Regions from separate parts of the Homo sapiens genome. Here all the other regions are linked to region 1. Evidence: chromatin loops called from intact Hi-C (ENCODE). Cell type or tissue: HCT116. All regions are shown on one strand. Each heading gives the region's core, and the rest is flanking DNA. Links, peaks and the distances in the headings are about the cores only. Region 1 has its middle 85 kb from the start of SPP2. Region 2 has its middle 48 kb from the start of ARL4C. Region 3 has its middle 200 kb from the start of LINC01891. Region 4 overlaps TRPM8 (transient receptor potential cation channel subfamily M member 8). Region 5 has its middle 160 kb from the start of SH3BP4. Region 6 has its middle 3.9 kb from the start of ARL4C.

Region 1 (4,967 bases), core at 334-4,333:
TTTGCTCCACTATGATAGGAGATTCTGCAACTTTTTTGCAGTTACATCTATTGTTAAAGAAAAAATTATTCAATGACACTTGTGAAAGCACATAAGGAGCCCTCAAGATAGGCATTGGGACCACGGCAATGGGGTTTTGCAGATGGGGAGAGATTAGGTTCAACTCTGAACATGACATATGCAAGTGGGAATTTACAGCCAAGGAGCACGGTGGGGGCAGTGGATGGAAACCACTAAGGGAAATCCTCAGGGTTAAAAGGGATTCTGGCTAAACCAACCTACCAGGATTCTAGCTGAAAACAGGCCAGGGTGATCAGACAGCACCCGGGGGGGTGGAGGATGAGAAACCTGATTAGATATCAAGGGCGATCAGGTATTGAAGGTGTAGCATTTTTGCCAACTGATTTAGTGGGTTCTCTGCTCAAACTGGGTTTTACAAGAAAGTGCTCAGATGGGCCTAGAGGTTTTAGAAGGCTGACTAGTGTTCAGTCAAGCAGAGAGTCTTTGCCACTATCGGCTTGAAAATGGTGAGACCCAAAACACAGAAACATGGCACACGTGGTGGGAGTTATGAGCTCAGAAGGCCAAAGGGAATCCTTCTGGGTGCCCCCAGGAGTCTAGACCCAGAGGACTAGAGTCTGCACCAAGAAAGCCTTTTGCTTGTGTTGCCTTTAGAGAAGAGGAGACCAGCTGGGCAGCACCGCCCCTCCTGGGTTACGTGCAGCTGAGACACTTGTATCCCGGCAGTGAGCCCCGGCCATCTTGATGGCCGATTCCTTGTTCCAGACCGGGGCCTGTTCTCTTGGGATTGTTCTTGCAGGACCCAATATGCACAGTGAAGGAAAAAGTAAGTGTGGAGGAGTGACTGCAAAACCCGCCAGGTCTGATGGGGAGCATGACCCAGAAGCTGAGCCTCAAGGCTCCCAGCACTGTTGTTTCCGGAGTTCCTCTGATGTCCCTGAGCTCCTGGCTCCCCATCTGAAAATGAGGGCGAACATTCCCCTTTCTGCCTCACAGTGTGAAGGTCAGTCACATGGTGTGTGAAAAACCCTTGTCACCTGTAAAGGGGCTCTCAGTGGAAGTGACCTGTGCATTCCTGCAGCCAGAATCAAGCCCGGCACTCCTCAAACCTGCCAGATGATAAGAACCCCTTGGACAGATGCTCACATGACCAGCCTCATCCTTGGAAATGCTCATCAGTGGTTGTGGGTTGAGGCATGGGAATCAGTGCTGAGTAAGTTCCCTAGGGTAATTCTTCTCCTCGGTGGCTGGGGAAACATGGACTATCTGATCGGGTGGTTCTCAGGCTTGTCTGCGATGACCTGGGGGAAGATAACAAAGAGAAAGACTCCATTTTTTATGTTTGACCACTGATGGCTTTCAATCCGTTATCTTTCCCTCCCGCTGGAACCACATCCAGGCAAGTTGATGAGAACATTGATGCCTTCTCCCTGGGTGCCTGAGTGCCCGTGGGGAGTTCAAATCCTGGCCTCTGTGCAGGAACCCTCAACCTGGCTGGCTCACTTTTAACCACAGTAAGAACCAATGCTACTGCCATTGCACCTACTTTATTTTCTCAAGCCCCCTGGACTGTATGGAGCCCAACTTGATCTCCCAAGAAAGTCACATTATGTGACCCTTTTCACAACCTAACAATGGAAGGGACCAGTCTGGGCAGCCTAACCAATTTTGGATGGCGGTTAATCCCACCCTCCATGGGGCACCTGCATGACAGGGGGCTTCAAAGGTCAATGCCTGGCCTGCAGAGTCAGATGTGAGCATCTGGGAGGCAGCCTGGCCATCAGTTTAAAGGTTCCTGGGTGATCCCTGGTGATTGCTGGGTGCAGTGGGGACTGAGGACGTGGGTCTCATTCTCCTCACGTCCCATCCAGTTGACTGTAGCTTTCTCTTAGCTGGCCTTGCCTCAGCCTGGTGAGAGCAAAGTCTGTGCATTTTTTGTTACCTTTCTATTCCCGGATCTTAGCTGAAATGCAGGCGCTGCTTAATTGACAGAAAGAAATGAAAAGGAATTGAATGCTTAGAAACAGTGATCGCATATCAGCCAAGTATACAACAAGAGTCAGGCCTCCCCCACTTTGACACTTTCTCCTCTCTATTGCTATTCATTTTGGGGACCTTTGGGGTAAAACTGCATGTTAAAATGTAAGGAATAAGACTCCAGCTGAGGAATAGGATTTTCACACCTAGAGTTTTTAAAAAATGCAACAGAGTCCGGTATCAAACTCTAAACAGAAACTGGATCGGGGATTCTTTAGAAGGGATTCCTAAAATGGGTGGCCCCAAGCCTAAACGACTTCAGTGGAATCTTCCAGTCTTGCATTCACCGTTACCAGCTGTTTGTAATGGGAGAGATTCAGTGACTCTTATCGGGCACTAGATGGCGATCAGGCATCAATAAGGCCCAACAACCGCCTCGGACCTGGGACCTGGGATTGGCTCCTCCAACCCTGGCCGCCACCCTGGGAAGTGGCCATTGTCATCTTGATTGTCTGTGGGAGACCAGTGAGGCTGGCGGTGGGGATTAGAACTTCACCCAAGGATCACACCCTCCTTCAACCCTTCCTGTGCAGCAGGTTTTACATTCATGTGCAGTGACCGCAGCCGAGGATGTGGGGCACAGCCCGTGAGAGAGACCAGGAGGTCAGCAGTGGTGGGAGTGTTGTGTGCAGTGCAGCCAGGGACCACGGAACGGGTCTCTGTGGCCGCTGGACCCTGCCCCACGGGCCTCAGGGAGGAAGAGCTCTTGAAGGCCGAGAAGGGGCTGTGCTCTAAGCCTGCTGCCCAGGCCTACCCTGCAGCCCCCAGGATGGTTTTCAGGATGCCTCTAATAACACCCATGTCACTCTTACCACTGGCCAAGCACCATTTTGAGCACTTTCCACAGATCAATGTATTTAATCCTCACACAAGCACAATGGGCTGGGTACTACCATCATTGTCATTCTATAGATGAGGAAACTGAGGCACAAGGAAATTACAAAGTTTGTTCAAAGTCATTTGTAGACCAAAAAAGAAAAGAAAGAAAAATTCTGAGCCCTTCAACCATCTAAATGGACCCCTCCTCTCTGCAAGGACATTCCAAAGCTAACCTGAAAAACTAGTTCAGGCCATGATGGGAGGCAGGGGTCAGAGGTCAGACATGCCTCATTATGCCCTCCTCCCTTTTGGAATTACTGATAGAACATTTACAGTGTATTCTCTCTGAAGCCTGCCACCTGGAGGTTTCACATGCATGATTAAATCTTGGTCTTCACAACCCTTTATCTTAACCCAGACATTCCTAAGTCCTCTGACAATAACTTAACTCTTTCAACCAATTGCCAGTCAGAAAATCTTTGAATCTGCTGATGATCTGGAATCCTCCTCCACTCCAAGCCCTGCAGCTTCCAGTTGACCCACCTTTCCGGACAGAACCAATGTTCATCTTACATGAATTTGATTGATGCCTATGTCTACCTAAAATGTATAAAACTAAACTGTCCCTGATCACGTTGGGCACATGTTCTCAGGATCTCCTGAGGGCTGTGTCATGGGCCATTGGTCACTCATATTTGGCTCAGAATAAATCTCTTCAAAGATTTTACAGAACTTGACTCTTTTCATCAACACATTCAACAAGTAGGTGACAGAGATGGGATTATGCTATTTTTTGAGACAGTTTCACTCTGCCACCTAGGCCGGAGTGCAGTGGCGCAATCTCGGCTCACTGCAACCCCACCTCCAGGGTTCAAACAATTCTCCTGTCTCAGCCTCCCAAGTAGCTGGGATTACAGGTGCACGCCACAAAGCCCGGCTAATTTTTGTTTTTTTTAGTAGAGATGGATTTTCCCCATGTTGGCCAGGCTGGTCTTGAACTCCTGATCTCAGGTGATCCGCCTGCCTCAGCCTCCCAAAGTGCTGAGATTACAGGCGTGAGCCACCGTGCCCAGCTGAAAAATGTTTTAGATAAATTTTGTTCAATTGAAAAAAAAAAAAACAAAAAAAACAACTTATTACCTCTTCAGACCTCCTTGAGATGAAGCAACTGACTCCCTCTCACAGGAAATTTCTATGACAGTCAACAAAAGCTGTCAAATTGCCTGCCTTTGTTCTTTGAGAAATTAGAACAGCCTCCAATGCCTGCAGGTTACATTTCCAACCAGTGACTCATTTCATTGAGATGGGTTCTTTTTCCTGCAACGATAGCAAGTTTGTTATACTAGTTGGGTCTTGGTGAGAACACTGACTAGGAACCAAAAAGAATTCCACAGCCCAGGACAATTAGGTCAAGCCATGAAAGCCCTTTAATTCTGGTAAAACCCCCTCAAAGGGGCATGTGAACGTAAGTCTTCACAGCCCTCTGGCGCCAGCACAATGGCAAAATCACTCCACCCAGAAGCACTTGGCCCCCAGCTGGGACGTTCTGGGTTCAGCCTGGCTCCTTGTCCCAAAGGTCCCTGGTTGGCACAGTGGGGCTCTGCACCATCTATCTGGTCCTCTCCAGGGATGGCAGGCATGAGGCGGCATGGGCAGCCTCCTGTGCCGGGAGACTCTGGCTTGCAAGTAGAAATTAAATTCATGTCTTTTGCTGTTGGTGTTATTTGGATACAAAATATCGTCTCTTTCAAATTAAGTTTTAAAGCATCGAATTTTAAACTACTGGCAAGATAGTGTGAAAACTACAGTGATTAGAAGGGCTTGGAACTATTCTCAGATTTTAGCTAAAATGTCACTTTCTTAGGGAAGCCTTTTGTGGCCATGCCTTCCCGATCCCTCCGTCATTCAGTCAAGACCTTCTGAAATGCCCTCCAGCACCACCGTCCTTCCTTCATCGTAACATCTTAATTAGTAATTATATACTAATATATGTGATTATTTGATGTGTGGCTGTCCCCAACTCCTTCCCCCAACCTCAAATACACTAAGCTCCATGCTTGTGTTTTTAACAACCAGAGTGGTCAGGATAT
Region 2 (4,967 bases), core at 622-4,621, 410 kb after region 1:
AAAATCTAAAATCTGAACTAATTACATTTTAGATGATTTATTCCAGTATTCCATAAGGTAAACTATATTTTAAGTGTTTTAGAGTATCTGAGAAAAAGGAACTGGGTTTTTTTTTTCTTTTCTCATAATGTCTCAAATGCTGGGGACTTTTGCCCAAACGCTGAGGACTTTTGCCCAGCCACGGGACTGCTGTAAACAATGACAAACACCAAAACAGCTTCTTATAAACATAAATTCTTTTTGTCAAAACCATTAGTATTTTCTATATTCATTCCTCAGTGGCCAGAGACAGACATGATAACGGAGGTTCTAAAAATGGTTTTGACCCAAAGTGTACCAGCGACATTCATCTCGCCACGCAAATCTGACCATCTAATGGGGTTCTCCCTGGTTCTGCTGACGCAGCTCATTTTTTAATGGCCTTCCTTAGTCACACATGAGGGTCAGTGACGAACATAACCTATCAGGGCCTGGCCCTGCTTCCTGTTAATACCCCCGACTTGGTGCTAGGGTCGGCCGAGCACCACGCATCATTTTTTTCAGGTCTATCAGTGGTTTCCCAGGTCATGAGGTGAGCCTTTCACATGGCAATGTTCGATGCAGCAAAGACATTGCATTTGAGGCATTTGAGGACTCCCAGGCTTTATGTGATGGTAGAAAACAGATGTCAGGGACTGCGTAAGGACTCAATCACATCCAAATAGTTTGCAGACATTTTCTTAGAAAGGATGGAGGATGTCTCTGTCACCTCTTAGTGGAGAACAATCTCTCAGAGAAACCCAACTCAAGCAGAGCCCTTGGGGTTAACCTTTTAAATTGATCATGTGGGTCCTCATCATACATACCAGAAAATGTCAGCACCCTTCTGGATATTCCCGACTTTGTGAATAAGGTTGGGCTACAGGGATAGGCAGATCCTTCCCCAAGAATGGCTCTTTATCCTCTTGACATTTTGCAGTTTTCATGGTCATCTGTGGAAGCCATGCCCCAGGTATGACGTCTAATATAGAAGACTAATGGTAAACAATGGGGTTCGGGTCTTAAAATTGTGGCTGAAACTTGTGGGTGGGGAGGGGGTAGTCAGAGGAGAGGCCAGAGTCAAATGCTATGAATGTTGGATAATGAGTCGTCCAAGTAGCCAAGTCAGAGAGAAAATGGTAGACGGGTTACAGGGTCAGTTTACAGAAACTGGAAATAGGCCAGGTAGCTTTGGAAACGAAGTTTCCACATCTGTATGAGCAGCTGGTCCTAGCGTGTGTGGCCTGGAGCCTGAGGGCCTCTCACTAGGTAGGGCTCTCTCTGGGGTCTCTCCTTCACCTGCATCTCTCTCCCGACCTGGTCCCCATGGATCATCCACCCTACATCTTCATGCCTTTTAGGCTGTTCCTTACCTCCTTGCCTCTATTTATTCACCAGTCCTCAGACACAGATGACAATCTTATTCAACAGGCATTTGCTGAGCACTGTGTGCCAGGGAGCGTTCTCGATGCTGTAGGCCCATTGGTGAGCAGAGACTGCGCACCTGTGAGGTTTCTGTTCTTGTGAGGGTGATGGATGACAGACAAAGGAGGCCTGCAGAAGAGTCTATTCTTGCAGCTTGGACTAAGTCATCAAGCTGTGCTGACCAGGGTCAGCCACAGAGGGCCAGGAGGATGACCTTGGAGAGGGTGGAAGGAGCAGGAATGTGAGGAGTCAGGGAGGTGTGTCTGGGGCAGAGGGCATGGCACGCAGGAAGGCAGGGAAGGATGGGCCCGCAGGGTTCAGGAACAGCAGCGGGGTGCAGACCAGAGAGTGCCCGGAAAGCACGAGGAATTTGCTTGAAACGTAATGGAAGCCCCTTTCCTCTGTTTGCTCACCCTCACCTTCCTGGAAGGTGCTAACCTACTTTTTAAAACTCCAATGAGATGGACCTCACGTGATCACGGCAAGAGGGCAGCCACACCCTCGCAGGGAGCTCCTGGAGATCGAGGTAAATGCCTTACTTATGGTGGTGCCCAGTGTCTAGCAAGGTGTGGGGCCATCAACACATTTGTGGAGCTAGCCAGAAGTGAATGAATGAGGGAAGGAAGGAAGGAAGGAAGGAAGGAAGGAAGGAAGGAAGGAAGGAAGGGAAGGAGAGAGGGAGAGAGGGAGGAAGGAAGGAAGGAAGGAAGGAAGGAAGGAAGGAAGGAAGGGAAGGGAAGGAGAGAGGGAGAGAGGGAGGAAGGAAGGAAGGAAGCAAGGAAGGGAGGGAAGGAAGGAGAGAGGGAGGGAGGAAGGAAGGAAGGAAGGGAGCAAGGAAGGAAGGAGGGAAGGAAGGAAGCAAGGAAGGAAAGGAAAGGAAAGGAGGGAGGGAAGGAGGGAGGGAGGGAGGGAGAGAGGAAGGAAGGACTACCTCCACACTTCCTAGCTGTTCAGTAGAATTTGGCTCTCTAGATACGGCTTTTTTGGTCTGGAATGCTGAATCAGTAGCCAAAGTCATCAAAGACCGTCTCTTTCTCAAGGATCCCCAGTGTGGAAGCGGGACCCACCCAGCAAACCCATGCAGCATCAGGCAGCGCAGGGTTTTCATCCCGCTAGGAGCCTGCCCCCTGGTGGTGAAGAGAAGAAACGCAGAGCGAGAACCAGAGCCGGGCCGGGATGTCCCTGGGGCGGATGTCAGGGTTCACCTGGGGCTGCTTTGCCCCTGCGTGCAGCACCGCCCAGTAGGGCTGCTTACCTGTCCCACCCGTGCGCGCCCGCGGGTTCTAAACTCATTTTAACACTTGGTTAAGCAAAAACCAATTTGAGAAAATAAATGAGCTTGTAGGGTGTTTGAAAGCTAAATGGATTGATTTTGGATTGAGAACTACAGTGCTCTCAGGTTTTATATGGCACAGGATTACACACACCCAGGAGGAGCTGTGTGGTAATTATGACTAGAATCAGAAATTGCACCGTAAAAAGCTCATCTGAATAGATCCGGATTTACCGACACGGAAGACGGTCAGTTTCCCGGGAGGCCGGAAGACTGGGTATAGAATGAGCTTTCCTGGTGATCTCTAACAAACAAAAGGTGTCTGTGCTCTTGCAAGTGAAGGAAAACATTCTGAAGGGGGATGGTGAGCTCTGTTTTAAGTCATAACATTGAAGTACTTTGGGGTTATTTTTTGAGTGTCTGTATTTTCTGACTTCTCTATATTGTATTTCTGCAGCTCTCTCCCAGTTTTCTTTAGGGAAGCCCTAACTTAGACTCTCATGAATCCCCCAAAAAGGCAAGTTGAAAAAAATAACTTTTCTTTTTTGACATTTGAGGCATTCAAATGTCACACAGAGTCTCACTCTGTCGCCCAGGCTGGCGTGCAGTGGCACGATTTCAGCTCACTGCAACCTCCACCCCCCGGGTTCAAGTGATTCTCCTGCCTCAGCCTCCTGAGTAGCTGGGACTACAGGTACCTGCCACCACACCCGGCTTATTTTGTATTTTTAGTAGAGATGGGGTTTTATCATGTTGGCCAGGCTGGTCTCGAACTCCTGACCTCAAATGATCCACCCACCTCGGCCTCCCAAAGTGCTAGGATTACAGGTGTGAGCCACCGTGCCTGGATGAAAAAAAAAAAATAAGTTTTTTAATCCAGAAGAGATGGTATCTCCTCATGGTTTCATTTAGTTTTAAAAGACCCTTCTCACTTCCATCCCTCCCTCCTCACATACAAACCTAAAATTCTTGGATCCCTGAGGATAAAAACATAGTGGCGGACTCACATCTACCTGTATAATATTCAGGCAGCTTTTCCCAATTATTAGCTGTTCTCCACAGGATGAATGGAAGGTTTCTTTTTCTCCCTACTTCAATTCTAGTTAAATAAGTGAGATGCAAGGAGGAGGAAGAATTATAACGAGTCTGTACCGTGATATTATTTCATTACAGGCTGTAAAAAAATCCTCATTATTAGTCAGTTATATCATATTAGTGATCTTGCATCGTGTGTGTGTGTGTGTGTGTGTGTGTGTGAGATCCTGCATGTGTGTGTGAGACGGATAGAGTGTCTGTGTGTTTTTGCCTGGGAGAATGTTGTTGCCACTGCTCTTATATAGGATGGTTTTAAATAAATTTCTTTGCCACTTTCAAAAGTCTGTGTCCTGGATTCACACCTTCACTCTCATTCTCTTTATTCTACTTAGTCGTCCCATTTGCCTATGTATATTTCCTAGGACCAAATGCTGTCTTTTAAAAGCCCTTCCCGAAACCTCTCTGAGATTCTTTCTTGAACAGTTTTACAAACTTACAACCCACCCAATGTGTTTACAGGTAAGGTTTGCAGCGTAGAAAACATGATCAGCACCAACTGTCACTCCTGTTGTTGCAAATTTCCTTCCCCCATTTACTGTTACACACAATGAGAATAGCAATTGGCAAGCACTGGGGAAAGACCCATCTGCCTATCTACATGTGCATGCAGTAGGAGGTGCATATGTGCATACAGCGAGCTTTTAGCCATCAGCTCACCTGAGTGCTCTGTCCTTCTCACTTCCTGCCGAGCAGACCTAGCAAACCAGGGGGAGTTCATGCTTTCTCTGCATTTGTCAGACCACATCTAGTGTGTGAGGGCTGGCTCCTTTCTTCCTTCATTCATTCTTCAAATCTTTACTGAGCTTGTCCTATATGCTAGACACTCTTCTAGACAACAGAGGGGTGGAGGTGAGAAAGACAGCCCTCCCCCTCCAGGGGCTTACACTCCAGGAATAGTGACCAACAGACAGAGTTGATTCATGCCTTGGGAAGCGTCTAACAAAGAAGAGAGAGGCAAGCAGGAAGGGAGTGGGGTGAGGAGGCCCTGGCCCTCACTAGTCTTAAGATATTCAGCTTTCCTGGAGGAGGTGTTACCTAAATCAGGTGCTGAGGAAAGCAGGTGTCATTCAGGGAGATGATGGGGGCAGTGGGGAGAGGATCTGGAGAGAGGACATCTCATGCCAAACTGAAAGGGCCCAGGGAGGAAAGGTCGGTG
Region 3 (4,967 bases), core at 365-4,364, 120 kb after region 1:
CGAAGAAGTCAGAGTCACTCATTCAAAATGTAAGCATAAATATGACTTCCATTAGCAATACCGGATTCCTGGATAGAATGGCCCAGTCTAGTCATCCCAGCAGGTCAAAGTGGCAAACCAGGTCAACACCAGAAGAGGCCCTTACAAATCCAAACAGAAACTTCTTTCTAAACCAAATCATTTGGAAAACACCTGAGCAATCCATGAAGTTTTTTACTGAGGTGCAGACATTCCAAAAGCTAAGCAAATATTCATGTAATGAGTGCCCCAAGACCATCAGCCGTGGACCTGTCGTTACTTCAAACAAGTCAGGATTTCAGCCAGGTCAAGGTTGAAGAAGAATAATTTTGGTCTAAGCACCTGGCATTTGCTCTTAGGTGTGGTCAAACTATATATAGGTGGATGCCGCCAGTCTTTAGTTGAATTGGGCAAAGAACTCTGAGTTCAGTAGGGGTGTGTGTGTCTGTGTGTGTGTGTGTGCATTTGAAATCTTTTTCATCTTTAATGAAATCTATTTTTTAAATGTCCTTCTTGTCTAAGTGCAACTAAGAGAGAGACTGCCCATACTAAGAGATTGGGGTGTTTGCTCAGGGCAGGGGTACAAGGCACACCTATTCCTCACCCAGTGCAAGCTGGGGGGATGGAGGAATTAGATGACTCCTGAGTTCGCTGCTCTAACCAGAGAGGGAAGGGGCAAGCCTGCATTCTTGTCAAGGTGAGGATAATTCTGGCCTCATGTGACCCAGCTTTGCTGATCCTACCAGGTGAGCATTCCTGAAATAACTGCTATCCTCGTGGAGTCCTGTTCCTGGTCCTGTCTACTCAAGAGATTGTGGGTGTCGCCTGCCTTGAGTTGGCCACCCTCATGGGCTTCTTTGTTACTGGCAATCAAAGTCCTGATAACCTTGATGTGATACCCCTGCATTCATCCCAGGTAAAATTCTAATGAAAAGCCACTTCTCTCAGATCATCATGTGGGATGGTAGATTTCACCTGTTGACAGATACCTAGGGATAGATATGGACTTGGAAGTCAGGAGGACCTGGGTTCAAATCCCTACTCATCCACTTGTGGGCAAGAGAGCCTGGAAAATTTACTTACTCTAAAAACCTGTTTCATTGTCTATAAAGATGCAGATAATAACAATGACAATAGAATTTTATATGGACTGAATGAGCTAATCCAATGTAAATGTGTAACACTGGGTCTGATTTGGTAAAAAAGCACCATTTTATAAACATAGAGAGCAATTCAGGATGAGGAAAGGCAACAGAGTTCTATTACCTTTCAGGTCTCAGTTCATGTCAATATCAATTTTGAAATGTCATTCAACAAAACAAGTATATAGTGAGTTCTTATTAGGTGTCAGGCACAAATTCCAGGAGTTGGGTAAGACAGTCAGTGTCCCTACCCTCAGGAAGCTTACATTTTAATAAAGAAAGAAAGGAAAGAAGGGAGACAGGGAGGGAGGGAAAGAAAAAATAAAATGTAATTGATGTAGCAGTACAAACCCTCAGGCATTATGATAGGGGTGACTTTTGCAAATCCCCCCGATATGGTTTGGCTGTGTCCCCACCCAAATTTATCTTGTATCGTAGCTCCCATAATTTCCACGTGCTGTGAGAGGAACCTGGTGGGAGGTAATTGAATCATGGGAGCAGTTTCCCCCATGCTGTTCTCATGGTAGTGAGTAAGTCTCACAGATCTGATGGTTTTATAAAGGGAAACCCCTTTTGCTTGGCTCTTATTCTCTATTTGCCGGTCACCATGTAAGATAGCCTCTTGCTCCTTTTTCGTTTTCTGCCATAATTGTGAGGCCTCCTCAGCCATGTGGAACTGTGAGTCAATTAAACCTCTTTCCTTTGTAAATTATCCAGTCTTGGGTGTGTCTTTATCAGCAGCGTGAAAACGGACTAGTATACCCCCTAACCCTAACCCTAACCAAACAACTTTGATTTTGTCAGAAATAACCAGAGTTGGTTTTCTCAGTAATCACCACCAAATTTCTCACCATTGCATCTGGAAAAGTGGAAACAGCATTCTAGGACCCTGCCAAGGATGGGAAGGCCGGGAGGGGTGTGGCCTGTGTCTCAAGAACAATCTACCTGTAACCAGACAGGGTTGTTCATCTTTAGGAAATCCCTACTGCCCTAAGCTAAGACGGTGGATGTGAAAATGTCCCACTTGCTGGAGGAGGGAGCTTAACCTCGGAGAGAGCATTTCTGAGGCTTCTGTGGCATCTGTTAAGTCTTCAAACACATAGGACTCTCTCCAAGTCAAGCGACGAGAAAGTGCATTTTTCACAGTGCTTGCTGCAGCACGTTTCAGGGAGCATGTGTGGAGCCTCCTGGTGGGGAGAATACCTGGCAGCTGCCAGACACATTCACTGTGGGATTCTGTGGCTCGGAGCACATGTCCTGTGAGTCACAGGATATGAGACAGTGAGGAGGCAGAGGGTAGGGAGAGGGCAAGGCGCTCCAGAGGCTGCAGCAAAGGAGAGAGGGGGATGCCTTATTTCTCTTAATTTTTAACCTATATAGGCAATTTTGCAATAAAATGGGTTGGCTACCAAGTATATTTCCCTAGAGCTCATGAAGCATTGGATCCTTTGATTGCAGAAATCCAAAGATAACAAGGTGAAAATTCAACTCACAATCCATATTTCAATTTGCCATTTGTGGTTTGTAGTGATTGGTCTGAGCCTGTGAGTAATCTAATGGTGAAACATGGTTGCACGCTAGAAAAGCTGTAGTTTACAGCAAAAACCAAGGAGCTATGGGCAAAAACTTTAATCACTTCAAAAAGAAGTAATTCACCTGGAATCACCTTTCCTGCAGGCAGTGAGATGTGCGGAAACAGGCCCCGAGCTATAGGTAAGAACACCCAGGTGTTGGGGCTGCCCCTGCTGCTTATCAGTAGATCTCTGAGCCATCCATGCCCCACCTGGAAATACCCTGAGATCCTGTTGAATGAGGTTCTTTGCAAGCCACAGAATGCAATATGAGGATGAAAGTTTCTTTATAGTTGAATTTGTATAGTATCCATTGACAGCACAGTTCATATGGGACCACAAACAGAGATCCGTGTACCATGCACCCAGCACTATGCAACAGGCACCATGTACTAAGCAGCAAGCACCATCGCTGACTTGGGGCTAAAGATAAACACATGCCAGGCCAGGCGAGGTGGCTCACGCCTGTAATCCCAGCACTTTAGGAGGCCGAGGCGGGCGGATCACGAGGTCAGGAGTTGGAGACCAGCCTGGCCAACATAGTGAAACCCCATCTCTACTAAAAATACAAAAAAATTAACCAGGTGTGGTGGCGGATGCCTGTAGTCCCAGCTGCTCGAGAGGCTGAGGCGGGAGAATCACTTGAACCTGGGAAGTGGAGGTTGCAGTGAGCCGAGATTGCGCCATTGCACTCCAGCCTGGGTGACAGAGCAAGACTCCGTCTAAAAAATAAATAAATAAATAAAAATAAACACATGCCAAATAATAACAGAGTGTTGGATAGGAAGGTAAAGTTGGGCCTCTTGACCAGAATAAAAATTCGTTCATTTGACCAACATTTACATCTTTTGCATTTATTTTCTATGAGGTGTACTATGTTCTCTGAGAAATCCAAAGCTGAATCAGAAACAGGTCCTGCTGTCAGGGAGGTGATAATTTAGTAAAGAATGTAAATTCATCTACAAATATCTGTAGCACAAAGTGGTATTATGCATTTTACTCAGGCCTTGGTCACTGGGTATAGAAACTATTCAGGAGAGGAAAAGCCATCACCGGAGCTCTGCTTGGTGACCTCTCAGCCTTAGCCCCAGCCTCACCCTCACCTCAGCCCCAGCCTCAGCCTCAGCCTCACCCTCAGCCTCACCTCAGCCCCAGCCTCAGCCTCACCCTCACCCTCACCTCAGCCCCAGCCTCAGCCTCGGCCTCGGCCTCAGTCTCACCTCAGCCTCAGCCTCACCTCAGCCTCACTTCAGCCTCAGCTTCAGCCTCACCTCAGCCTCAGCCTCAGCCTCACCTCAGCCCCAGCCTCACCTCAGCCTCAGCCTCACCTCAGCCCCAGCCTCAGCCTCACCTCAGTCCCAGCCTCAGCCTCACCTCAGCCTCAGCCTCAGCCCCAGCCCCAGCCCCAGCCCCAGCCTCAGCCTCAGCCTCACTTCAGCCTCACCTCAGCCTCAGCCTCACTTCAGCCTCAGCCTCACCTCAGCCTCAGTCTCAGCCTCAGCCTCACCTCAGCTTCACCTCAGCCTTCCTTGCGGTAAGTTTGCAGGAAAGATAGAATTCTACTACTAAAGGCATGAGCAAAGGAAAATGGAGGATATATTATAGCGACCTAGAGAAACAGCACACTAGAAAGACACATAAATGCCTAATTGTAGCTGTCATAGAAGACCTCAGGTGCCACTGGAAGGGTTTACGCATTGTGATACCAGTGGGGAGCCATTGCAGGCTTCGGACCAGGGATCAGGGAGGGCGGGGGAATCAGAGACCTCTGTTTCAAGCAGGCGTGTGTGGTTTCCCTTAAAACTTGAACTGAGCCTGCCTCTGGATGAACCCCTTTTCTCCCATGGCTGGACCGAGCCAGCAGGCTCAGCCCAAGGCAGAGCCAAGAGCAACCCTGCAAGGATAGAGGGTCTGCATGCTGGGAGGCAGTGTTGTCTAGTTTCCCCCTGCAAAGATGGAAGCTCTGCATGCTGGGAGGCAGTGTTGTCTACTTTCCTCCTGTAGGACCCAGTGAATCCAGAACATAGAAACCTGGCGAGCTCCAGCAGGGTGGTGGGGATGCGCAGACACAGAATCGAGGGGCTCAGCAGTGGGCTGAGGATCTGCGATGTCTCCAGAGGCAGCTGGAGCAACACGGCCAGAGTGAGTCCTGGGTTGAAAGGAGCCCTGGGTGAGTGCTCAGGTTCCCTTCACCTTTCACACTGGGTACCTCATTCTGCTGTATCTCCTTCCACTT
Region 4 (4,967 bases), core at 344-4,343, 160 kb before region 1:
GATTCATAGCCTGGTGGGGAAATGAGTCATGAGCACAAATTAGCAGAGAGAGAGAGAGAGACAGAGAGAGAGAGAGGCAGAGGAGAGAAATGTGGAGGTGGGGAGGGAGAAAAAACCATCTGGAATTGCAAATGGCTGGTACAATAGTAACTTACTGAATTTTTTTTGACCTGCAAGAGGTTATTTAGAGAATAAGAGGATGGGCGTCTGGCATGGTGCCCTAGTGCATCTCTTCTTGCATCAACCCCACTGGGAGGTCCTTTGAGCTTTTCCAGTTCCTAACACATACTCTGTTGTTGCTCAGAATTGCGTGGCATGGGAATGATTTGATTTAGATGTTTATTTCTTATTCACATTTGGTCCTCGGGCTAGCACAGGTGTTGGCACCGACACGTTTCTGACAAGCATGTGTGTTTTTAGTAAATGCATTGATGAAGCACGGTCTTCATAATTCAACTCAAGGGCTGTGTGCCCTGGAGTGGCCATGGTAACACTCAGGAGACCAGCGCTGGGGAGCTGGAGAGGAACCCTGCCCACAGCCCCACAGCCAGGAGCTCAAGGGTGTTCTCTAGGGCAGAGGGCGCTTTGGTGGCCTCTTCTCAGAATGGTTGATGAAAAGTCAAAAGTCTTTTTTCTGCTACTTTTCACCCCTCAGGCTCCCAAACATTTCTCTACCTGTCCCTGACCCTGCCTCCCTTGCTGCATTAAGGCTTGGAAGCTGCTGTGCAAGTCCAGACGTTGTTTGACTCCTTTAGGCATCTAAAGAAACCAGAGGCTGGGCACGGTGGCTCCCGCCTGCAATCCCAGCACTGTGGGAGGCCAAGGCGGGCGGATCACCTGAGCTCAGGAGTTCGAGACCAGCCTGGCCAACATGGCAAAATCCCGTCTCTACTAAAAAGTACAAAAATTAGCCGGGCATGGTGGCGCGTGCCTGTAATCCCAGCTACTCAGGAGGCTGAGGCAGTAGAATCGCTTGAACCCTGGAGGCAGAGGTTGCAGTGAGCTGAGATTGCACCACTGCACTCCAGCCTGGGTGACAGAGTGAGACTCCACCTCAAACAAAACAAAACAAAACAAAAACAAATGAACAAACAAACAAAAAACACACACACAAAAACCCAGGAATCTGAGAGAGAGGACTTGTTCTGGGTTGCTTTGGAAGGCAGACCTTGGCCTGGATGGAAGCTGCAGGGAGATTTGTCTTGGCTTCATCCAAATATTTCATTCATGCATTCTTCCTTTCAACAAATACTTCACACCCCTACTTTGTGCCAGGCACTGTTCTAGACAGCAATGGACCAAACAGACGAAGATCTCTTCCCCTATGGAGCATTCTACCAGTTCCTGATGATTTCCAGGAGCTTTCGAGGAGAGGAGATGAGCATCGGCAAGCAGCACTAAGTGGGCGAGTCTTACACTTACTGGGAGGTTGGCCCAGAGGACTTGCAACAGTAAAATCCGAAGTCTGTAAATCACAGACAACTCTGTGCCAATTTCCTGTGTGCATTTAGCTACTAAGTCACCTGTTTGGGTCATGCAGGAGGAGACTCAGGAGAGGTACATTTTCCTTGGAGAAAGGCCCTGGGCAGGGTTAGCATGAGGTGTTTTTGCTCAGGGAGGACACAGGGCAGGGACATGGGGTGGGAGTAGACAGGGGCAGGTGCGCAGGAGAACTGAGGAAGGACAACGTGCTGTGAGTAATTCCCAGGGGCTGCGGGAGGAAGGGTGGGGGTCTGGCTGACCCCTACCTATTCTGTCTGCTTTCATTGTGGGTGATGCTGGCTATGGGGGGATGCTTACTAAGTATCTCTTCTTGTTATTTTTAAGAACGATCTTTGAGTGGGCCACTTTTAACTCAGCAATCCTGGGTATGAAAGCAACAGTATGGGAAGCACCCTGTGCTTAGGGTCAGCAGTGTGTGTTCCAGGTGGCTCTGCCATCCGAGGGCTTTTCTGGCCTTACAACTCTGATTCTGGTACATGAACAGGTCTGTAGAACATAGCCATGGAGATTCTTATCGTTAAAATAATCCGACACTTGGGGTCACTGTTTCTCTTCTGGTCTGCAGACTCATGCATTTGACATCCTAAATGGGATTGCTTTCCTCTAAGAAATAGTTCTGCTGGCCTGGTGCTGTCTTAATTAACCTAGTTTACACTTGTTAGGGGAAAAAAAGAAAAAAGAACCCAAGCAGGGTGTGACCTGATTTAGATTGTGTCTGATTTAGATTGTGTCAAAAAGTCATGCTCTTCCGTGTGTACCTGTGTCCCTTTGCCTGAATGCAGATGTCGAAATGCTGATTTGGAATTTTGAAACGAGGCAGTCAATAAGTGCAAATACAGTTGCTAAATAATCCTTGGGTCTGTTAAACAGACATTGGGGATGTTTATTTAAAATGGATGAGTCCCATCATGCCTTCACGGAGGGCACCATTCAATTTTGAGGCACGTTGAATCTCCAAATCCTGACAGATATGATGAAATAGTGTCCTGGGATTTTATGAATACAGCTTATCCCAGGCATTCTGCTCAGAGAAGAGGCCTCTTTTCCTTTAAAAACACATTATCTCCCTGCGATGGTAACTTGGAGCCTCAGGATTGACCTATTTCCGACGTCGCTCTTCATGTAGGTCAGGCTTCTGCAAGTCTCCCGGGCTGAGGTTGGGCTGGGGCAGTGCCTACCTGCCTCCCAGAGCAGGGCATTAAGCGGGGAGCTAGCAGCAGGGAGGGCCTTTCCCAATCCCCCTTATCTTACCAGGCACCAGAAGAGCAAATGGTTGTTGGTGAGGGGTCCCTGGGGCTGCTAGCACCAGCAAAGCGGACAGTTCCTGTGGCCTCCCCCGAGGAGCCTGCCTTGGTTTCTGAGCCTAGGCAGAATGTTTGAACTGAGTGAATAGGGTGACAAGAATGTTGACAATACATTAGCAGATCTCTTGTCCTTCATTATGGTCCTGATAATAATGGTTATTGGCAGAGACAACTGTAGCACAAATGAAAATATCAAATATATTTTAGCTATATGGCAAGATGTATCTGTTTCCCCTCGATTTTTGTCCATTTTTATTTTATTTAGTTGTATAAAATCACAAAGTAATAATGCTTATCACAAGTGGGACTACATAAAGAATAATCCTGCCCAATCTAGAGTATAATCTTCCACGACCTTCTTCATGCCCATAAAGATATGAATGTATGCAGGTGTTTTGTTTGTTTTTATCCAAATGGAATCCTACTGTGTTCATCACCTTACAATTTGCTTTTTTTTTTTTTTAGAATTTCTCATGGGCATTCCTGCAAGTTAATCTTAGACATAGATCTTGTTTTCAGCCTAGTTTCTTGTGAACACACGTATTTCACAGAAATGGAATATTATAGTGTGTGTGTGTGTGTGTGTGTGTGTGTGTGTGTGTACTTTTTAAGTTGAGCCTTTTTTTCCTTCTTTGTTAGTCTCCCTACGGACTTTCTCAACCTTTACTCTAAAGACAAGGCCTCTCAAGCTATGTTAATAAACTGCTGTGTCTCTTTCTGCTTTTATTTGGTCCATGTGCTATGTACACACACTGTATTACATCAAACCTGAGATGTCATTTTTTTCACTTTTTAACATCTCTGAAACTGCAATTTCTTACAATCTGAGGTTTAATGAAATAGGGTAGGCATATGTATGTTTGGGGGCTTTTTTCTTCGTTCCTGGTTTTACAAAAACAATATTCTGTTTCCCATACTTTTCTGCATTTTGCTTTCTCTTTTACTTTGTGGAAATCTCTTCAAGACAAATGACATCACTCTGTTCCTTTTTAAAAACATGATTGTAGTATATTCAATATTCCTTGAATGATGGACCACATCTTTTTCCTAGATTATGCTTTTCCCTGCAACAAAAATGCTGCAATAAACATCCTATTTACTGAATAAAAAAGAGAGAGAGTTTAGCCTTCACACAGTGACTGGACTGTTGACACACCCCACGGTGCTGCCCCAACCTGGGGGATTTTAACATTTCCTGGGTGCTTGATTTCATAGTGCCCTCACCCCCTTGGCCCACTCAAGTTGCTATTCGAATTTATAAATGAAGGAAAGGAAATGCTTCTTGAGAAATTAATGATGTGTCTTGAATCCCTTCCACATCTGAGACTGTAGGACCTCTGTGGGATCTGAAGAAGCAGAGTGATGTGGGGAGAAGCAACTGACTCGGGCTCAGAATCATGAGGTCTGCCACTTGCTGAGCGAGTTCCTTAGCCTCTCTAGGCTGTGATTTTGGCAGCAAAGTAGGAAATATAATATCTAAATATCAGATGGACTCCTATTGGTGAGTTCATTTAGTAACATTAAGAAGTGCCCTCTTGCTTTGGTGACATTTCTTTGATGTTATTTCCCCGCCTTGCACAAGTGTTGGTTTCCATATGTGAATTCACGTAGGGCCTCGGTCTCATCCTCATACCGATCTTCGTGTCGTTTCTTTTCAACATGTTTAACATCTGTCTTTCCCACCAAACAGTAGATTCCTTGAGAATTAGCATTGCACCTAATCCAGTGTTTCTGTGTGCCGGGAGCCTGGCACAGGTGTTTGGAATTCCATGTGCTCTCTGTAAATATATTTGAATGGATGGACAAATGAAAGGATTAGCTGGTCACTCTGGAATTACCCAAATCCAGTTTATGGATTGATTTAGGAGTCATCCAGATGTGGTCTTCTCCTTTCCCTCTTCGGGAAAATGCGAAAAGAGAAAGGATACTCTCTGTTTATTTCAGTGTTTTCCTGACATACTTTCTTCCAAAGAATCATGACCAATACATACACGTCGGTCCCTGAGGCACACTGTTCCTGTCAGTCCTTTCTGCGACCACATCTGTCCTCACAGAAGTTATATACAGCACTTATGTGCACATTTTTTTTAAAAAAAGATTTCTTTTAATCAAGATGTTTTACTGCCATGTGGCAGAAAATTTTTACAGTAATGACACAAA
Region 5 (4,967 bases), core at 318-4,317, 980 kb after region 1:
TCAGGGAGGTGTCCTGGAGAGGAGGTCTTGTCTGGGAAGCTGTGAAAAGGGGACATGAGCTTTGTTACAGGAGCCGTTATTGAGTTCAGGAATTCTCAGGTCTGCTTCTGGAAGCTTGCTCCTCTTTTCTGAGCAGTAATGCGGAAATCATAGTTGATTCTGATGCCTGTAGTGCTTCCCACTCCAAGAATACAAAAGAGAGGACTTGGTTCCTGCCCCCAAAGGGCTCTTAGGGGCTGCCTTTGTAGAGAAGCATCACTTCATGAAACAATTTTATTTCAAAATCACTTGTTGCTAACTAGTGTGGTCGTTCCTCAAAAAATTAAAAGCAGAATCACCATAGGATCCAACAATTCTACTTCCGGGCAAAAACATAAAAGAATTAAATGCAAGGTCTTGAACACGTATCTGCAAACTCATGTTCCTAGCAGCATTATTCACAAAAGCCAAACAACGGAGGTTGCAACTGAAGTGTTCATCACTGGATGAATGGATAAACGAACTGTGGTGTATACACACAAGGGAATCATACTCCGTTTTAAAAGGAAGGAAATTCTGACACACACTACAACATGGATGATTGCTGAGGACATTATGCTAAGTGAAATAAGTCAGTCGCAAGAGGACAAACACTGCACAGTTTCTTTTACCGGAGGCACCTTGTGAGATAGTTAATTTTCTGTGTCAATTTAACCGGGCTAAAGGGTGCCCAGATAGCTGGTAAAACATTATTTTGGATGTGTCTCTGAGAGTGTTTCTGGAAGAGGTTAGCACTTGAATCTGTAGACCAATTAAAAAAGAACTGTGCTCACAGGTGTGCGCAGCCATCACCCAAACTGTTGAAGGCCCAAAGAGAACAAAAAGGAGGAAGGATGAGTCTGTTCTCTCTGCTTGAGCTGAAACATCCATCTTTTCCTGCCCTGAGATATTGGAGCTCCTGGTTTTCAGGTTTTCAGACTCAGACTAGGACTTATACAATTGATTCTCCTGGTTCTTAGGTTTTCGGACTCAGACTAGGACTTATACAATTGATTCTCCTGGTTCTGAGGCCTTTGGACTCAGGCTCTATCACACTATAGGCTTTCCTGGTTCTCCAGGTTGCAGACAGCAGACTGTGAGACTTCTTGGCCTCCATAAGCATGTGAGCCAATTCCCATAATAAATTCCTATCTATCTATCTATCTATCTATCTATCTATCTATCTATCTATCTATCATCTATCTATCGTCTACCCTATCCGTTCTGTTTCTTTGGAGACCCTAGCTAATACCTCTAGAATAGTCGAATTCATAGAGAGAGAAAGAATGGTGGTTGTCAGTGGCTGGGAGGAGGAAGGAATAGGGAGTTGTTCGATGGGTGCAGAGTTTCAGTTTTATAAGACGAAGAGCTCTGGGACTGGATGGTGGTAATGGTTGCTCAACAATGAGAACGTACTTAATGCTACTAAACTCTGTGCTTAAAAATGGTTAAAATGGTCCATTTTAATCTTACATGTATTCTACCACAATTTAAAAAACTATTTGCTACTAATTCACACGTTGCTTCCCTCTTTCATGAATCACAAGATGTTTTCTAAGAGGCCTACAGTGATTTCAGGGGCAGAGGGGTGAACAAGAAGAGCCCCCATTCTCTGCCCCAGCAGGCTGTGACCTGGTGAAGAAGACAAGCCCAAACAAGTAATAAGGGGCCCAGGTCTGAAGGTTCAGAATGAAATGACTTTTCTCCAGCATCTAGAAGTCACCTTCAGGAAAGCCCATTTTGAGATTTTGGACTGGTATAATTTATAATCACTGGATCATGGAATATGAGGCTGCTAAGGGTCTTCAGATATTCAGATATCGCCAGGACGACAGCCACCTCCTATTGATGAGAACACTGGGATACAGGGTTTTCTGTGAGCAGCTCAAAGCCCCATGGCCAGGGAATCCTTGCACATAATCCCACCCAGCCTCTGGTTTTTATATTTGTCCACAGAGCTTTCCTTTTCACAGCCAATATTCATAAGGAAGGAGTCAGTGTCACCCATGGTCTGTCCAGTGGAGTAAGGTCCTCAGATTTCCAGGGGAGAAGTCCAACCTGCAGGGGCAAGACACACATGAAATGATAACTCAGGCCTTGCAGAGCACGTGTTTCTTAGATACCCTTGTATCTAAGGGTATCTAAGGGTATCTAAGTACCCCAAAGCGAGTCCTCAGATGCTGAAATGCTTTGTGTTAATCTCAGGCAGCCTCATCCCTGAAGTCATGTTCTCAGCTTCCTAACAGAACAACAGCATTTCAGGGTGAAGCTGGCATTTCAGCCCAGGCCACCAGCATAGGTTTGTGATCTTAATAAAACCAACATTGGCCTTTTATTTCCTGGAGGTGGCAGAGTTTTCACGGTGTGTAGGATAAAAACACCAATGGATCCTTTACGCTCTCTTGAAATAGAAATCTGAGAAACGTATTCAGGAGGCCACCGCTGGGAACTAGCTCATGTGAAGCACATCAACTCTCCTGGCGCTTTTCAAAATCCTTACTTATTTCCCTCAAAGTTTGAAGATGTGAAAATTCAGACTAAGGATATAAGATGTATTAAATTGAAAAGTATCAAAAAGGGACTTGCTTTGTGTGATGGTTAATTGTATGCGTCAACTTGGCTGGGCCATGGTGCCTGGTTGTTTGGTCAAACACCAGTCTCCATGTCGCGGTGAAGGCGATTTTTAGATGTGGTTAACATTTAAATCAGCTGTCTTTGAATAAAGCCTAGAATCCTTCATAATGTGGGTGGGCCTCATCCAATCAGTTGAAGGCCATAAAAGAAAAGACAGAAGTTCCCTGAAGAGGAAGAAATTTTGCCTCCAGACAACCTTTGGATTCAAGACTGCAACATCAACTCTTACTGGAATTTCCAACCTGACAGTCTGCCCTGCAGATTTCATACTTGCCAGCTCCTATAATTGTGTGAGCTAATTCCTGCTCTCTCTCTCCCTGCCCCCTCTCTCTTTTCGTGTGTGTGTGTATGTGTGTGTGTGTGTACATTATATACAGTTGACCTTTGAACAACACAGATTCAAACTGCATGGGTCCACTTATACATGGATTTTCTTCCACCTCTACCACTCCTGAGAGAAAAAGACCAACCCCTCCTCTTCCTCTTCCATCTACTCAACATGAAGATGACCAGGATGAAGAGCTTTATGATTATACACTTCCACTTAATAAATAGTAAACATATTTTCTCTTCCTTATGATTTTCTTAGTGACATTTTCTTTTCTCTAGCATACTTTATTGCAATAATACAGTATATAATGCATATAACATACAAAATATGTGTTAATCAACTGTTGATGTTATGGGTAAGACTTCAGATGAACTGTAGGCTATTAGTAGTTAAGTTTTGGGGGAGTCAAAAATTATATGCAGATTTTGAACCGCACAGGGAGTTGAAACCCTCAACCCACTTGTTGTTCAAGGGTCAAGTGAATATACATATATCCATTATATATACATATATATATATATATATATATATATATATATATATATATATATATAGTGTGTGTATATGTGTCTGTGTGTGTGTATCTCATATTGGTTCTATTTTTCTGCAGAACCTTGACTAATAGATTTAGAAATCAATCATTGGTACTCATGAAAATATGAGTCAAGCTTTTAGGTGAAAATACTGAACTTTATTTACTGGTTTCTTATTTGTTCTTTGGCATTTTCTTTGATAAAACACACTTAATATAAGGGTAAATTTGTACTTTCTTCAGAGCTATTCCAGGACTCTAGAATTTTCTCTAGTCCTTACTCTGTCCTTTCTTTAATCTCTTCCAGAGCCAGAGTCTTCCCCTCTCTGCAGCCCCATCTCGAGGTGTCCTCTCTCCTCCTCTTCTCACCTCCTTCTTTGAGCTCCATGCCTTTCCTTGCCTTGCAGCTCAGACCTTGTTGCTCCCTGTTCTTTGCTTCCCCGAAGAAGAAAGTCTCTCAGCCCCCACACTCCTCATAGAGGTGTCTATGGCCCCGGTGGGGGCTGTCCGGTGAAGTCAGAGCGCGACGGAGCCTGCCTGTGCGTGATTCGTGGCTGCTGAGACTTGATACCAGCAGAGGGGCTTTGCCCTGCCATGTGTTCACTAGCCGCTCAGCCTATTCCCAGGCCCCTCATCTCCAAGACCAGCAGCCCCGCTTCTGTGTGGGTGGTAGTGATCCAGGTGGTGTGAAGTGCAGGCAGCTCCACCAGAGGTCAGCCCTTAAGCCCTGCAACAGCCTGCGGCAGAGCCAGGAGGACTCTTGCAGGCAGGGAGCTGATGGAGGGATGGGCCCAGCGCCTTCTGGGTCCGTGCAGGGGGCGGGGCAGGGAGAGGATGGTGGCAGGACCAGGACCTGCCCCGGCACTCCCAGTGCTCTCTGCTGGGCCCTTCTGCCCGTTGCCTTCCTCCCACCCTAGGCAGAGCCCGAACCTCCACCCAGCCCCACCTGCTTTGGGTCCTTCTTGGGATCTGATTCCAGACTCTTTTGGGCTTTATCCAGCACACTTTCACTCACTTCCACCACCTCCTCTATGCCGCAAAGGAAACGCCACCTTCGATGTGTTTGAGTTATGTAAATTAAAATAGTGTGATATAGGAAAGATTTTAAAAACCTCACTCTAAATGAGATGGATCTTCTCCAAACTAAGAAAAACAGTCACTGAGAATTGCATTCTATAATTTCAAAGCTTGCAAGCACAGCCAATTCTGACTCGTCTTCGTGCTGTCGTCATATGCTAGGGATACTTCCACTGAAAAGAAATTCCTACCCAGCTTTTAAAAGAATAATATGAAGCACGTGGCTGTTCGTTTGCATCTGAACTTCTGTGAGCAACCATTGTCGTGCAATTTTAACATCGTTATTATCTCCTATGGGAACGTCATCTAAGCCATCGAGAAGTGGTGGTACCGTTGCTGTGTGACAATCTGTGTCCTTAAATCAGAAGTCAGTGG
Region 6 (4,967 bases), core at 597-4,596, 370 kb after region 1:
GCCGGAGCGACCATCCACTCTACTGAGTGGATTTGGGGCTGGAAACGAAGTATCAGGCTGGAAAGGACCCTGCCTATCATTCCACCCAACGTTGTCCAGTGAGGTAACAAGGCCTAGGCGCCCGTGACGGCTAAGGCAGAACCTAGAGGCCCACTGCCTGCTCCAGGACCAAGGGTCTGTATGCACAAAACTGGGCACCTGCCTGCCCTCTTCCTCACATCCCACTCTACCCACACGCTATTTCCTTCAATGAGGAATAAAGTGAGCCACCCGAAGGATAGAGTTCAACAGAAAATATTGGCTGCACTGTGCCACTTACTTCATTTTAAATAAAAATGGAAATGTATTCACTGACATCACTGAAAAGTTAAGGATAAAGGTCCTCTTCAGGCATGGCTAGACCCAGGAGCTCAAAAGGAGTCTTTCGAGCAGGTGTCTCTCCAGTCCTCCTCCGTGTTCCCCTGTGTTGATTCTTTTTCCTTCTGGCAGCCTTGGACTCACATCCTTGGTTTAGATCCTGGAAAGGAAAAGGTACAACTCTTTCCCAGTAACTCTAACCAAAGCCTGGAGCACGCACCCTGGATCAAGGACTGCAGTCCAGGAGGAGGGAACACACCAGTGGATGTGGCCCAGGGGTTGAAATCGGGAAGGGTGGTTCTCCAAGAAGAATCCAGGATCTGTCACCAAAAGAGCAACTCTAGTGAGGCAACAGAAACAACATATGTTGGCATAATTCATAATGATGATGTTTCCGTTATTGGGAACCCTGGGGAGACAGGATTTTGTGTTTTTGGAGTGATTTTCTTGACTCTCTTTAATGCCTGCCCCATAGATAGCCAGCTTCTCATGAGACTGTTTCTTGTTTCTCTTTCTTCTCTGCCACAGGCAGGGCCGAGGCTGAGCCCCAACCCAAGATGAGCCTTTGGTTTAGTAGCCTGGGACCTGGACATTTGGAAAGAGACAGATCAGACTGGAAGCCTCTCCATCCGGCTTCCACAGATTACCTTTGTGTTACTTCCTTTTCCCCTAGTCAAGACTTGCTTTAAGTTTTAAGGTGGTAGGAAGGAGATATTTTAGTAAAGTATCCGATGTATCTTTTTGGTGCTATGCTAATTATTACCAAGAGCCTCAGTGGTTTTGACTGCAGCCTCCACATTTTGCACCACCATGATGGGGTTTAGCAATAAAGGGCTGTCTGCTGTCCAGTAGGAAAAAACAGATTAATAGACATTAATAGAGCCTTCCAGAACACAGCCATTAAACAGCAACTCACCATAATTGAATAGCAACCACTCTACCTGCTAATTTCACTCACCAGGTGATAAGTTAATTTTACAGTTGATAATTTAACTTCTAACACATAAAAATATCATTTGGTTGAGTCGACTGGTAACTTTCCTTCAAATGTGGATTTTTATTGAAAAACACTGGAATTATGAAAAGGAAGGTAATGTTTACCACTCATATCAGACATGTAAGGCCTACTTTGAGCCTATTTCTTCATGGACATACATCATGGCTAAATTCCACTGAGTGGAAAATATTGGCTGCACTGTGGCACTTACTTCATTTTAATTAATCAGAAGGAGAGATTTTTTCAAAGAATAGCATGTACTTGTGTCTGCCTGAGATGAATTCCTCTTCCAGCAGCAGTGACATTTCAGGTCCTCTCCTTTCTATTCTTCATCAAGATGACTGCATCCAGAGAAGAACTCAATTATTTCAAGCAAACAGAAGGCAATAACTTGGCAGTAATTTTGAAATTGCATCCTAAAATATTCTCTTTTTTTTCCCTTTAAGGGCTTTGAAATAAAATGTGCCACCAATTAAAATGACTTTTGAGTGAATCCGATGAGCAATATATCATGGCATTATTATCTTTGCTTGAGTAAGGCTAATAACCTAAAATGCAAAAGGGAGCATCCCATTTATTCTTGAATATGATGAGTAAATAAAGACCAGAACATGGGCACACGTGTACACACATACACACACGCGCGTGCGCGCATAAGTGTGGGGTTATTTGCATGTTCTCACTGCAGACCTGCTGTGGAACTCTGGGTTCAGGTTCACTGCCCCGGTGCTTAACTGTTATAATACAGGAGTGCCCTCTGCTGAGCTTCTCGGATAATAGATGAAGGGCTCTACAGAGGCACATTGGCCTAGTGCTTAGCAAATGTTCAGTCCATAGTTATGGAATGAATGATGGATAAGTGACCCCCTGCTTTTCTTCTCTCTATGGAGATGCAGGAATAGAGCCCTACTGGTTAAACTGAGAAAGTGCCAGGGGCCCATGGGTGCTTTGCTTGGGGCTCAGAGCTCAGAGCCATTGATGCCAGTGTGGGTCTTGTCTGTGAGACCTGTGGGTTATCTGCTGGGAGAGGGGAGCCAGGAACCTGGCAGAGCAGGAAGTCGCTTTACTAGGAGAACTGTTCAAAGAATCACAATTGGTGGAAGAGATCAGAAAAGAGCATCCAGGAAACCCAGCTGAGACCAGAGAAGGGAAGAAAACTGATTTTTGCATCTAATTCGCAGGCAGGCATGAGCAGCTGTAAATGGAGAATGGGGCTGGGAGTCGAGAATGAAGGAGGCCAGTTGGCAGACAAAGTGACAAGGCCTGAAGCTCCTGAAGCCAGGTGGTCCAGGATTGAAGCCTTTTATCTGTCAGGAGAGGTTCCTTAAGGAAGAACCAAACCAATACTTCCAGAAGCCCCAGGGCATGCTAGACAAACCAGTCACCATCACTGCAGTGCAACCCCCTCAACTCCAGGAGAAACGCCGACTCAGGCTACGTAACAGTGGAAGCCACTAAGACACTGGTGCCAAGGGAAGTTTTGTGGATGGGACGGTAGATCTGGGGGGAGATAAATGAAAATCTGTGATGCCTGCAAGCTCCTGCTTCATTCAAGTGGTCCAAAGCCTGAAAATAAAAAAGATCCACTACTCTATTGGCCATTCAAGTTTATAATTCTAAGGAAAAAAAAATCAGGGTGCCTTATTTTTTATTTTGCTAAGCAACAGGGCTGAAACAATTCAGGTTTTTATTTTCCCAATGATCACCACTGCTAGTGTTTTGTATGGTTGTTGTTGTTGCTGTTTTCTCCAAGAAAAAAAATTTAAATCAAAAAGCTAAAAGGCTCCCCCGCTTCAAGTCTTCCTTAATAATTGTCGATCTCTATTACATTCCTGAGATAGATATAAAATTTTAGAAGCCATTATCTGGGCTGGGCATGGTGGCTCACATCTGTAATCTCAGCACTTTGGAAGGCTAAGGTGGGAGGGTCATCTGAGGTCAGGAGTTTGAGACCAGCCTGACCAACATGGTGAAACCCCATCTGTACTAAAAATATAAAAATTAGCCGAGTATGGTGACAGGCATCTGTCATCCTAGCTATTCTTGAGGCTGAGGCAGGAGAATGGCTTGAACCTGGGAGGCAGAGGTTGCAGTGAGCCAAGATCGCGCCACTGCACTCCAGCCTGGGCAACAAAAGCGAAACTCCATCTCAAAAAATAATAATAATAAATAGAAGCCATTATCTTTCCTATCAGTAATATTTTCAAATATAATTCTTATATAACACTATTTTACATCTCTCCCTAATATTTACATGGCATGTATTAAATGAACCTTTGTCAAGGATGTTAAGACTCAAAGCTTTGGAAGTCAGCACTCAGGCATACCAAAGTGACAGAAAAGTTCTTAGTGCCAGCTTCCAGTTCAGGGGGAAGAAAAGGCTTAGTATGCAAAAGGTATTTCTGAATCCTTTAATAATTCAATCACAGTAATTAAATTTCTACTCTAATAGCTACAGTGAAGGAAAAAAAAAACAAGTTAACAATAAATATCAGGTGATTAGAGAGCTGCACCATGAACCAAGAAGTATTTGATGGAAACTTGGATTACTTTCATTCCTCTTCTCCCACCTCTGCAGGTGAACTGAAATGCTATTATTTTCATTTAATTAAGCTTACTTGGCTGGACCCCAGAGAGATGAAAACAATCACGCTTTTGTGCCCCTGTCAAACCCTATTGGCTTTCTACAGTGCAGCAGGGAGGATGGGGTGTGTTGCCAGTGCCACCCTCTCTAATGTGTGGTCACTCAGGATGACTCTTCCCTTTAATACAACAGTTGGCTTTTGTAGAACCATCCTCTGTGTGGATACAGCACAGCATCTGAACAGAGCTCCTTGGCCCGTTGCTGCTTCTGTTGGAGTGATAGCCACTTGAGATGATCATTTCTTCCTTATGAGTCACACAGTGCTCATGTAACCTGATGCTTTGCTCCATCAATCACAGAAAATCCCTTTTACTCTCTTGCTTCTGCCTCTCCCAGTCTCCTGCAGCTGCTCTCCTAAGGTCATTGATGACCTATGGAAAAATCCAAAGGGCTGATCTGTGCGGATGGCTGTTTGGGATGGAGATGCTCATGGGTTACAGGCACACCATCCACCAGGACCTCCAAACGTGCGTCTTACAAAGCTGTGCTCTCTCTGTCTCCCTGATCACTAATACTACTTTTTGTGTGAGTCTTCTCATTATTTAGTCATCAGCCACAGACTGTGTTGGTCGTCAGTGTTGGGTCTGTGATGTTTTCTTTCTCTCAGCATCTAATTCCATCTAGCTCTCATGATTTCTCAATCTCTGTCACTGTCAAAAGCCAGAAGAGAACAACATGGACTATTGGACTCAGAGCATGCTCTCTTTCTCTGTCACTCTGTAGATAGGTAGATGATAGATGATAAATAGATAGATGACAGATAGATAGATAGATGATTGATAGACGACAGATTGATAGATAAATGATAGATGATATAGATAGATGATAGATCAATAAACAGACAGAAAGAGATTATCCAGCAAACACATCAACCAGCACAAGATGATAGACAAACTCATTGTCTTTCCCCTCCCTCTGCTTACCCTCTGCATCCAGTCAACCAATGTCCAGATGATTTTACTTTGGAAA

What was found. Hi-C counts contacts between places; a loop is a spot of excess contacts. Peaks named below come from ENCODE experiments on the same cell type or tissue, not always from the same donor. Only the 100,000 strongest peaks of a DNase experiment are listed, where the experiment ranks them.
Region 2: it touches region 1 in a loop (11-fold over the local background); 55 of 110 quality-filtered maps call a loop at or near these places.
Region 3: a loop joins it to region 1, with 8 times the contacts of the local background. A loop is called at or near these places in 21 of 110 quality-filtered maps.
Region 4: it touches region 1 in a loop (8-fold over the local background); 25 of 110 quality-filtered maps call a loop at or near these places.
Region 5: a loop joins it to region 1, with 8 times the contacts of the local background. A loop is called at or near these places in 38 of 110 quality-filtered maps.
Region 6: a loop joins it to region 1, with 9 times the contacts of the local background. A loop is called at or near these places in 90 of 110 quality-filtered maps.

The regions. Positions count from the first base shown.
Region 1 is chr2:234,133,447-234,138,413 of GRCh38, forward strand. No RefSeq gene overlaps it. Among named protein-coding and RNA genes, the nearest start is that of SPP2, 85 kb to the left of the region's middle. In HCT116, for the core only: a CTCF peak has its summit at 2,383 (motif pointing right); a DNase peak (open chromatin) is centred at 2,405; H3K27ac peaks cover 392 bases.
Region 2 is chr2:234,542,541-234,547,507 of GRCh38, forward strand. No RefSeq gene overlaps it. Among named protein-coding and RNA genes, the nearest start is that of ARL4C, 48 kb to the left of the region's middle. In HCT116, for the core only: a CTCF peak has its summit at 2,582 (motif pointing left); a DNase peak (open chromatin) is centred at 2,571.
Region 3 is chr2:234,255,967-234,260,933 of GRCh38, forward strand. No RefSeq gene overlaps it. Among named protein-coding and RNA genes, the nearest start is that of LINC01891, 200 kb to the right of the region's middle. In HCT116, for the core only: a CTCF peak has its summit at 2,353 (motif pointing left); a DNase peak (open chromatin) is centred at 2,385; H3K4me3 peaks cover 1,065 bases; H3K27ac peaks cover 1,415 bases.
Region 4 is chr2:233,974,826-233,979,792 of GRCh38, forward strand. The region is part of intron 17 of TRPM8 (transient receptor potential cation channel subfamily M member 8); the gene reads left to right. Among named protein-coding and RNA genes, the nearest start is that of TRPM8, 60 kb to the left of the region's middle. RefSeq lists enhancers at 1-723, 1-54 and a silencer at 1,880-2,174. In HCT116, for the core only: a CTCF peak has its summit at 2,046; a DNase peak (open chromatin) is centred at 2,026; H3K4me3 peaks cover 45 bases; H3K27ac peaks cover 606 bases.
Region 5 is chr2:235,109,793-235,114,759 of GRCh38, forward strand. No RefSeq gene overlaps it. Among named protein-coding and RNA genes, the nearest start is that of SH3BP4, 160 kb to the left of the region's middle. RefSeq lists an enhancer at 4,239-4,786. In HCT116, for the core only: no CTCF peak of the experiment used is centred there; no DNase peak of the experiment used is centred there.
Region 6 is chr2:234,498,507-234,503,473 of GRCh38, forward strand. No RefSeq gene overlaps it. Among named protein-coding and RNA genes, the nearest start is that of ARL4C, 3.9 kb to the left of the region's middle. In HCT116, for the core only: a CTCF peak has its summit at 2,109 (motif pointing left); DNase peaks (open chromatin) are centred at 2,105 and 4,175; H3K4me3 peaks cover 664 bases; H3K27ac peaks cover 1,415 bases.